2 separate regions of the Mus musculus genome follow, and region 2 is linked to region 1. Evidence: chromatin loops called from intact Hi-C (ENCODE). Cell type or tissue: heart. All regions are shown on one strand. Links, peaks and the distances in the headings refer to the core of each region. The heading gives the core; the rest is flanking DNA. Region 1 overlaps Mgat5 (mannoside acetylglucosaminyltransferase 5). Region 2 has its middle 12 kb from the start of Gm41945.

Region 1 (5,378 bases), core at 51-5,050:
GTTAGCAGGCACAGAGCAGCAGAGTCACTGCAGGCGACACAGGCCAGCGCTGACCACTGGTGCGTCTGGATATCATTCAGTTCCACCTTATCCAGGAGCTCACAGTCTATGCTAATCCCAGCTGTGTTTACCGTCTCCTCTGGGGGGCGGGGGAATGAAAACCAAGCAGCCTAATCTACAATCTCACCTCCACTGGGCTGATTCTCTGAGAAAAGATGTACAGGGGCTGGGGGATGGCTGAGCTGGGGGTGGGTGGGGAGTCGGGTGAGGGGTGGGGGAAGCCAGCACAGCCCAATCTCTGCGTTCCAGGTTCAGTGAGAGACTGTCTGAAAATATTAAGTGGAGTACTGGGGCTAAGCCTGGCAATTAGAGTGTGATCAGGTTGAGATGGCTCAGTGGGGGTGGGGGAGGGAGAGGAGGAGGGCACTTGCCACATAAGCAAGGGCATCTGAGTTTTAGGATATTGCGTGTAGAGATGCTGGGTTGTGGCGGTATGCATCTGTAATCCTAGCGTTGGTGGGGAGTCAGGTGGATCCCAGGAACTCTCTGGCCATCCAGGCTAGTAGAAAAAGATAAACTCAAAGGTTCACTGAGGGACCCTGCCTCAAAATAGATAATAGATAGGTAGATGGGGGTGGGGGGAGGAAGGGAGGGAGAGGGAGAGGGAGAGAAAAAAAAAACTAAGAAGTGACTGAAAATAACAAACATTAACCTTCGGCTTACACACACACACACACACACACACACACACACACACACACACACACGAGATGTACAGTCATGGACTACACAGTAATAGTCAAATAAAGATCGTATAAACAACAGCTGTCCCTTGAGGTTCATGGCTTGATGACACCCTAGCCATCTTGGCTTGGTGAGTGCAGACTAGGTTGTTTACACAACAGCCACACACTGCATCTCAGTACAAGGTTTCACTATGTAGCCCTGGCTGTCCTAGAACTTGCTCTGTAGACCAGGCTGGCCTTGAACTCACAGTGATCTGCCTGCCTCTGCTTCCAGAGTGCTAGGATTAAAGGCGTGAGCCACCACCACCCAGCAACAAGAATAAGTCTCCTTAAGCACCTTTAACCAACAGCCAGCCATGACTGCCATTTGGATTTATATTGGACAGATGTGTGGACCAAAGACCAAACAAAAAGCGAGGGTCTCTGGAGTATAAACCTCTTTAAAATAAAAGCCAATTTCTTCAAAGCTGGGATGTGAATAGGGCAGACTATTCTAGAAGGAAAAAAAAAGGATTTTTTCCTCTGGTCCACCCTACCTATGGGTTCTACAACTTCATCATATACCCAAGTGGGAAGCTATACCAGAGGAGCCAAGAACATTTGTATTTTGGGACTATAGGTTTTGAAATATTGTGTGTGTGTTGTTATGTCTATGTGTGCATGTGTGTGGAGGTCAGAGGACACCTCAGGTGCCATTCTCCATGTGCTGTCTACTTTGTTTTGAGACAGGATCCCCCACTAGGGTCCTTACTAAGTTCACTGACCATTTAGCCTGCCTGGCAGTGATCTTAGCGAGCTTCCTCTCTCTGCTGGGTTTCAAGCGTGTGTCCTCATGCCTAGCTTTCTATGTGGGTTCTGGGAATTGAATTCAGATTTTCCTGTGGCTATCATTTTAACAAGTAGAGTTATTGCCCCAGCCCTGTATGATTTTCAAGTATGTTTTACCAGGAGGGAGCTATCTGATCAGAAGACAATTCTCTCTTGATTAAAATAGCAACCCTCATCAACTCTACCTATCTTGTTCAGATAAATTTCAGCATGTCGGGTGATGGCTCAGTGAAGGTCATACATGGCTGATAAGAAAGGAAGCAACCCTTGTTTAGTCTGACTCAAAGAAAACCAGCATAAATAACAGAGAAGCGAACTCCCCCAGTAATTGAGACTGGCCATTCAGTGCAAACCACATTCTGAAACTTCAGTCATGACCATTCACCTTCGGGTGCTTACACGGAGTTAAAGCTTAAGCAAACTTCTCTTTTGCTTTGCTCTGGGTTTCTAAGAGCTAAGGAATGCTTTGCCATTAACAGAGTCAGCCCAGAAGTTCGTTCGTTCTCTCTCTCTCTCTCTCTCTCTCTCTCTCTCTCTCTGTGTGTGTGTGTGTGTGTGTGTGTGTGTGATGGAGGGGTGGGATTTACACACAAGTGTCACTATATGCATGTGGGAGCCAGAGTTCAGGTGTCTTTCCCAATCAATTTCCACCTTATCGATTTTCCAAAACATTTACTTTATCTGTATAGGTGTGTGCCTGCATGAGGCCAGAAGAGGGCATCAGACCCCCAAGAAATGGGGCTGTAGGAAGCTGCGGCTTGCCTGACATGGGTGCTGGAAACTCAAAGAGCAGCATGTGCTTTTAAGCACTGAGCTGTATTTTTAGCTCCACCTGCCCCACCCCTCACCCCAACACAGTGTCCATCACTGAACTTGTGCTGCTGCTTCGCTAGGTCTGGCCAGTGAGCTCCATTAATCTACCCATCTCCACCTCCCAAAGGCTGGGACGGTGAGTGAGTGCAGCCACACCAGGCGTTTTCATGTGGGGCTGAGGATATATTTTACTACTGAGGGAGCCAATTCCCAGCCTGCAGAGACCTTTTCAACCCATCAGAGCTGACCTGCTCAGAAAGAGACACCCCAGCTCTGTTCTCATCCTTATGAAGAGTTAGAGAGGTGGTGCTGCAAATGCACTCTGTGGAGATAAGCTGGCTACACTAGCTCATCTCTAAGGCAGGGGTGGGGGTGAGGGGTGGGGTGGGGGTGTGGCTAAGGTGGGCCACAGGAAGAGGGACTAACAAGGGCTCTGACTGGGGAGCTGTGCTCAGTCAGGCCAATCTCTTATTCTATTTCTGTGTTTTTGAACACATGCCCAGAGGCAAGAGCCATGGCTACAGTTAGCTGAAGAGGAAATTACTAAATAAATGCAATGGCTAATGAGAGACAAAGCAAGGGCTGGCTGCTAGCTGTTTTTCGGCTAGTTTTGCTTACTTTCCCTCCTTTTTGAGGAGCGCAGAGGGGAGGGCACTAGAACTGGAAAGAACAGGGTCCTGGGAAGAGAGCCAGTGCATGCTAAGCACCCTTTCTTTTGTCACTCTGGGGCTCTAGACTTTAAGATGATAGCTTTAAACGTGTATTTTCAGGAAACGGTGGAGTGACTAACACTCCACTCTTGGGATATTTGTCCTGTGACGACGCAGTTTGTCCATGTCCCTACACGGGCACTTACAACACAATGACTAAAGTATTTTGTGGGTCTTATTATATGATATATTATCTAAAACATAATAAAAGCAAGATGATTAAAAATCACAAAAGAAGAAAAATTACACATGTGTAATTTTTTTGTGTGTCAAAGATTCTTTTAGCATTTAGCTTGGATGGTGAGAGAGGGAGGAAAAAGTCTATTTTTTTTCCCTTTTGGAGTAAGGTCTCCTATGGCCCCCTATATAGGCCACTCACTATACAGCCAAGGATGACCTTGAACTTGTCCTCCTCCTGTATCCATCTCTCCATTGCTAGAACCGAGGCAGTCACCACTACAACTTATGTGTTCCTGGTGATGGACTCCAGAGCTTCCCTACCTGCTAGGCAAACATAGTAGTAACTAAGCCACACCCCTGTCTATTCTTACTGTGCCGTGGTGCAACCGTAGTTTGGTACTAAATCAAATTTGAGATTGTGTGAAAAACACATTACATCTAGAAGCAGCCCTCAACTTGCGGAACAGCAGCTTGCATGCTGGTGGCTGAGGACTTCACACACTTACATACACAACCGCCAGAACACATGTCTGACCCTTCTATGTCTCTAAGTCTAAGTAGCACAACTTGTCACCAGACCCTGGGTTTCTTAAACATGAAGGCACAAGAACCCCTTGCTCAACACATACCCAGAGGCAGGTGATTCTAACTGACCCTAGGCTCCCTGTGGCAGACTACAAGGAGCTGCCCAGCAGCTGTTTGCATCCTAGCATCTGTGGCAAGAACCCCACTCTCAACACGAGCATTCTTCCCTCTGCTTATGAAGAATCCGAAGCCATAGGCCTGGCTGATACTACAAAACATGACCTTCTTGGCTGTAGGAGAAAAGGCTCAGTGGTTAAGAGCACTTGCTGCTCCTGCAGAAGATCCAAGCGTGGTTCCCATGTGTGGCGGCTCACAGTCACCTGTAACTCTAGACCAGGGAGAATCCATGCCTCTGGCCTCTGCTGGCACCTGCACATACACAGTTTCTACAAACTGACTTTTCATCTGGCTCTAACCTCAATCCAAGTTTCCTTTTGGCTTTGCCTTATGTTGAGAACACAGGCATCAGCTGTGGTTGGAAGGGCATGAGGACAAATATTTGCATTTCAAAGGAAATCAGTAAAATTGCACTATAAATGAGACTCAGGGACCATGGCACTTTCTGGAATCAGTCCATCCAAGAAGAGAAACACATGGGAGTTCTACAAAAACCACCCTGATATCCGAGTTCCCTTCACTTTCCAAGTTCTGTTCCAAGCAAGTGTGACGGCAAATCCTGCCAACTAGAGGGGAGCTGGGACCACCCAGGAGAGCAGCCTCTGGGCGACTCTGTGAAAAAATTTCTAGATAGCATAAGCTGAGGTGGGAAGCACCCTCCCATGGGCTGGGTTCCTGGGATGAACGGAAAGGAGAGAGCGAGCTGCGCACCAGCATCCATCTCTCTCTGCTCTCCCTCTCTCTCTCTCCTCTCTCTCTGACTGTGGTCAGTGTGAACGGCTGCCTCCTGCTCCTGCTCTCATGCCTTCCCTGCCTCAATGAACCCCACCCTACCCCAGCCTATCTCCACGTTGACTATGAGCCAAATAGAACCCTTCCTCCCTTAAGTCTCTCTGTTAGGCGTTTTGTCCCAGCAACAAGGAACATGAAGAACAGAGCATATGACAGCAACTCCTTCATCCCTCACTGACACAACTCTGTAACTGATGAGGACACCGGGTTCTCACCAGTCTACAGGCCAGGAAGTGACAGTCCTGGGATTCTGAGACAGAACACACCTTCCCAATCCTAACGGACAGCATTATAGTATACATCTTTTATGTGCCCCATGAATCATGGCAAATCATGTTCTACAGTATAGAATACAAACCATGGTATGTACATTATATACCATTATACATGTATACACCATATCACTGCAGTTTTATAACAGCTTTCATAATATGTATTTGTGATCAACTTTTTGTTTTTGTTTTGAGACTTGTTTTCATGTAGCTTGGGTTGGCCTTGAACTCACTAAGTAGCTGAGGATGACCTTGAACTTCTGATCCTCCTGTCTCCACCTCCAGAGTGCTGGATGACAAGCACACCACTAGGCCTTGATTATGTTGGGCTGAGG
Region 2 (5,378 bases), core at 329-5,328, 400 kb after region 1:
TGTGTGTGTGTGTGTGTGTGTGTGTGTGTGTGTGGTATTGTATGCCTGGCAGGGCATGTGCTCCTGTTATGTGCCTATGGAAAGAAGAATTGGTGTTTTGAACTCTCTATCTCAGTGGGTTGGCAATCACTGCACCCAATGGAAAATCCCCAATGGATAATCAAAGACCTCTTGCACCCATTCAACCTGAGCCACATGCAACTTTGAACTGGTTGTGTGTGCTCAGTTGTGGACGGCTAGGCTGATCCTGATACAAGGCTTTCCCCAAGGGTCACAACTAGGTTCCTTCTCTAAAATCAGGAATACTCTTGGCAGAGCCAGTGGGAACAGGGCTCTGGGGGGAGCTGTAGATCCTGAGAACTCACCTCTTCCCACGATAAGAAGCTATGGTTATTGGTTCCAAGGCCACTGGTCTCTGACACCCAGGAGATAGTCTATGTTCCCCTTTGCAACATTGTTTGATTAGCCAACTTACTCCCATTATATGATATAGCTTTCCTTTGACACGGCCCACTTCTCCCCTGGGAATAGTATATATACTGCTGTACTTATTAATAAGCTTGCTTGGCATAAACCATGGCTTGCTCAGGACGTCTGGGGTTCACCTACTCCATCTCCTTTTTCTCTGGTTCCTGCAGCCTTTCTTCCTCACGATTCTGGCACTGAAGAATGACCTGCTAGTCCGGGTCACTTAGTGACATACATTGCTGCTTGTCCCAAGCCCCAGATGCTGCTCTTTCAAGTACGGCTGACAAGAGAATTTATTGCCCACAGTACCACCTCTCTAGATTTTGGGTAAAATCCTGTCCCATTCTGAGACATTTTTAAATTCAAATTATTAGGTGGACAAAAAAGAAAAAGAAAGAAGGGAGTAAAGGAGACATACACGTGACTCATTTCGTTGCTATGTTGCCTTTTGAAGTATTTATTTCTAAAAATCATGTGTGTGTGTGTGTGTGTGTGTGTGTGTGTGTGTTGTGGTAATTATGTGCACAGATGAGTTCAGGTGCCTATGGCATCCAGAAGATGGCATCAGTAATGCACTGGAGCAGGAGTCACAGGCACCTGTGTGCCACCTGATAAAGGTGCTTGGGATACGGGTTCTCTGAAAGGGCAGTGTGTGCATGTAATCCCTGAACCATCTCTTCAGCCTGTCCCTGGTAGAGTTCCTATCATTCCCAGAATGCTGTTGGTTCTAGGGAAAGAAAGCAGTCTTGTGGCAAAGTTGACTGTCATGGCTCCCACCGCCCCTTCAATTCTGTCAATGGTCAATGGCATTGAATGTTATCAAGAGACAAAGTAGTGAAAGGCAGCTAGCTATTCAGAGTAAATAGTTGGGGCACTCCCAGAATTTGGAGCAATTAAGTCTGCTGTAACATGCAGTGTGGATTGTGCCGTGGTTTGTTAGAACACCTGTTAGACTTAGGTTAGATTTAAGAGCCAAGTGTTGACAGGAAGTTGATGATCTGGCCTGTGTAAACTTTTGGGGTTAATTAACAGAATGGGTATTGTTGGGAAGTCTCCTTGTATTAACCTTAGGACCTGGTAGGCCATGCCTTGCAACAGAAATGCCAAGCTAGGGAGGGTATGGAACTGGCATTATCTGCCACAGATGTTTAAATCAGCAGGTTAGGTTTCAGCTAGTGCCATGAGTTCTAGCCTAGATCTGAACTTCAAGTGAGCAAACTGGTTTATTCAGAGCTACAGACAAGCTCTTGGTCACAAGGTAAAAGTAGAAGTTATCAATTAAGGAAATCAGGTCTTTTGAGGGGGTATCTTGTGATAGAAGAGAAATGGACAGAGAGAATGGGGTTAACTGCTGCTCATTATATAGCAATTGAATATAGAAACTTGCGAGTCATATAGATCTGTGTTCGAGTCCTGCCTGGACCATACAATGTAGTACTGATACGTTGAGTTTTTCTGGGTTTGTAGCCTCATATACAAAGGGGGACATTAGGGAATGAATTGTATCCTTCCCATTCATATCAATCTCTCTCTCTCTCTCTCTCTCTCTCTCTCTCTCTCTCTCACACACACACACACACACACACACACATCCACACAGTGTGGGGTGGGGGTCATTTAGCCTAGGCTGGCTTTGAACTTCTGGTGTAGCTGAGAATGACCTTGACCTCCTGCCTCCTTCTGACCAGTGCTGTAGTTACAGATGTATGTTTTAGTTATAGTTATAGATGTATGCTAGCATGCCTGGTTAATGTAGTGCTGGGGATCAAACTCAGGTCTTTGTGTGTCCTAGGCAAGCACTTTTCCAAGTGAGCCACATCTCTAGCCCTGAAATCCTAACACTGAGTCTCTTAGAATGAGACTATTTGGAGCTGAAGTCCTTATGGGGGACAACGAAGTCAAATCAAGTCGTTGTTATAACCTCTAATCTCATGCATTCGGTTTTCCTATGTCGTGGTTTGAATGTGAAATGTCCTGTGATCACATGTTCAAATCCTTGTTCCCAGCTGGTAGCACCATGTGGGAAGGTGGTAGAATCTTCAGGAGGCAGTGCTTTGCTGGGGGAAGCAGATCACTGAATGTGGGCCTGGTCACTTTCCCCTCCGCCTTCTTCTTCCGGAGTGCAGATAGAGTGTGAGCAGCTGCCTCACGATCCTGCCGCCATGCCTTCTCCACCAAGATGCACTGTGCCCTCAAACTGCCAGACCAAATAAACCTTTCCCACCTTAAACTGATTTTGTCAAGTAGAGCAACAAGACAAGTTACCTCTGTAAGAAGAGTGAGAACACAGGTTCCAGGGAGGAGACTGCCATCTACAGGCTGGAGGAAGAGTCAGAGTGAAAACTGCTAGAAACTTAACTCCTGGATTCCCAGCATTCAAAACATCGAGGAAATACTTTTCCGTTGTTTCCTCAGCTTGTCTGTGGCATTTTGTTATAGCAGTCCTTGCCAGTGAATGCAATGGGTAGCAAATTTTTATACATTTCCTATGCTTTGTGGATTAATGAGCTCTAGAGTCAAAATAGGTACTAGAGAATCTGACATTGAGCAATGCAAATTCTCTTATTGAATTATTATTATTAATTATTATTGTTATTATTATTATTATTGTGTGTATGTGTATGTAGGTCAATGAACTGGAGAACGTGACCTGAGCACAGTCATGCATTGATTTATTGCTCTCTGTTCTTGACTATGAGTGTGATGTAACTGGCTGCTTCAAGTTCCTGCTGCTTTGATGTCCCCGAAGGGATGTTTTGTAACCAGGAATTGTGAACTAAAATAAGCCCCTTTTCATTAAACTGCTTTTTATCCAAGGTATTTTATCATAGCAACAGATGTGAAAGTAGAACACCGCACTACAGAGACACATGCCCACTGAGAGTCACTATGTTTCTATTGTCTTTCCCAGATCAATGGCATTTGATCCGGCTACACTTCATGTCCTGTACTACAAGAGCAGATGTAAATATCGTTTGAAATACAGTGCATATGGGGGCATTCTTCTTATAAGCTACAAATGGTTTCCTTAAGACTTTGATTTATTGCTAATCTCCTTTCCCCATTCGCTAATCACTGAACTTGACTGCAGTTGAATATGCATGTGTGGGAACCATGGGAATTACTACTGGGAAGCCAGGGTCGGATTAAGCAGTTAATGCTGAGTGGAGAGCAAAGAGCAAAACCAGATCAGAACGCTATGACAGAAGGGCAGACTTACAGAAGACTTTGGGGTAGCTGTACTGTGACTGAAGTATTAAAGAGTATGCAAGGAAAAGAATGGGGAGCAATGGTTCTCAGCCTGGGCATTGAGCAACCCTTTCGCAGGTGTTTCCTAGGACCATCAGAAATATCAGATATTTATGGTATGACTCATAACAGTAGAAAGATTACAGGTATGAAGTAGCAATGAAAATGATTTTATGGTTGGGGGGGGGTCACCACAACATGAGAAACTGCATTAAAGGTATATATGTGTGTGTGTGTACACATGTGCTGGCTACAAAAGGACATTAGATGTCCTGTTTTATCATGTCCTACCTTGTCTCTTATTGAATCTGGAATAGGCTGATAGCCAGTGTGGTGGTTTGAACAGGTTTGGCCCCCATAGACACATGTGTTTGAATTCTTGGCCCACAGGGAGTGGCACTACTCCTTGTTGGAGTAGGTGTGGTCTTGTTGGAGGAAGTGTGTCATTATGAGGGTGGGCTTTGAGGTTTCCTATGCTTAAGCTCTGCCCACTGTAGAATCAGAGCCTCCTTTTGGCTGCCTGCAGAAGACAGTCCCCTTCTGCTGCCAGTGGATCAAGGAGTAGAGAGCTCTCAACTCCTTCTCCAGCACCATGTCTGCCTGCATGCTGCCATGCTTCCTGCCATGATGATAGTGGACTGAACCTCTGAAACTGTAAGCCAGATCCAATTAAGTGTTTTCTCTTATAAGAGTTGCCTTGGTCTTAGTGTCTCTTCACAGCAATAAAACTGTAACTAATACAGACAGGAAGCCCCCGCTATCCTCCTGTCTCCATCCCCAATGCAGGGTCACAGGCAGGCATGTGACCAAGCCTGGCTTTTCATGTGGATACAAGAGGTTCAAACTCGGGTCCTCGTGCATATACAGCAAGGGCTCTTACCTGCTGAGTCATCTCCCCAGCCCTGGGAATGAATTAATTTGTGATTTGAAATTGTTCAGGTAAATGATCCCAGGACTAGAATATAGCAGCTTGGCCCAAGCTCTTCAGAGAAGAGCCTGCTGCAGAATTGCCTGGCTCTTTTTGGACCTGGCTGTGGACAGCATCCGAGAGGAAAGTGGTTATTACTGCTGTCACCTGAGAAGGAAGGTTTCCTTGGGGATAATTGAAATAGAACACATCCACCAGGCTGGTTGCCTGAAGTCTGCAGGAACAGTAGGTTGACCAAGGAGTCCCCTGGTAATTTGAGCTATTCTCAGTTGAAAAATCAGCACTTCCTTCTTTCTTCCCAGACCTTCGGCAGACTGACTGTGAATGAAACTCAAGCAGAAAACAGAAGTGATGGACACGCTGGGTTGGCAGCTCTCCGACCCAGAGTGTGAAGTAGGATTTGATTCAGCAGAAAACAATTTAGAGGGAAACAATTCCACCTCTCTGGATGCCCAGGTCTACAGGAGGCTAAATAACTTCAGTGACTTGCCTGTGCTGTAAAGACAGCTGAGTGTCCAGGTCCTGATGGTACCCAGCGGCAGAAGGACTAGAGCAAGAGAGGCCTGTTGGGCCATCTGCTTCAGAGCCAGCCAGCCATGGGAGGCCAACCTTGGACTGAGCCTTCTCTGTATGGGTGTAGCTACACAACTTTGTAAGTGGTGTGTGTGTGTGTGTGTGTGTGTGTGTGTGTACATGGAGGCCAGAGGTCAACCTTAGGTATATTCTCAGTCAT

The links. A loop is a pair of places that touch in the nucleus more often than their neighbours do. Peaks named below come from ENCODE experiments on the same cell type or tissue, not always from the same donor. Only the 100,000 strongest peaks of a DNase experiment are listed, where the experiment ranks them.
Region 2: a loop joins it to region 1, with 2.9 times the contacts of the local background. A loop is called at or near these places in 2 of 42 quality-filtered maps.

Annotation. Positions count from the first base shown.
Region 1 is chr1:127,406,715-127,412,092 of GRCm38, reverse strand. The region is part of intron 11 of Mgat5 (mannoside acetylglucosaminyltransferase 5); the gene reads right to left. All of the region lies in intron 5 of Gm51746 (a long non-coding RNA gene), which reads left to right. Among named protein-coding and RNA genes, the nearest start is that of Gm51746, 28 kb to the left of the region's middle. In heart, for the core only: a CTCF peak has its summit at 2,288 (motif pointing right); a DNase peak (open chromatin) is centred at 2,392; H3K27ac peaks cover 899 bases.
Region 2 is chr1:127,009,466-127,014,843 of GRCm38, reverse strand. No RefSeq gene overlaps it. Among named protein-coding and RNA genes, the nearest start is that of Gm41945, 12 kb to the left of the region's middle. In heart, for the core only: a CTCF peak has its summit at 2,791 (motif pointing left); no DNase peak of the experiment used is centred there.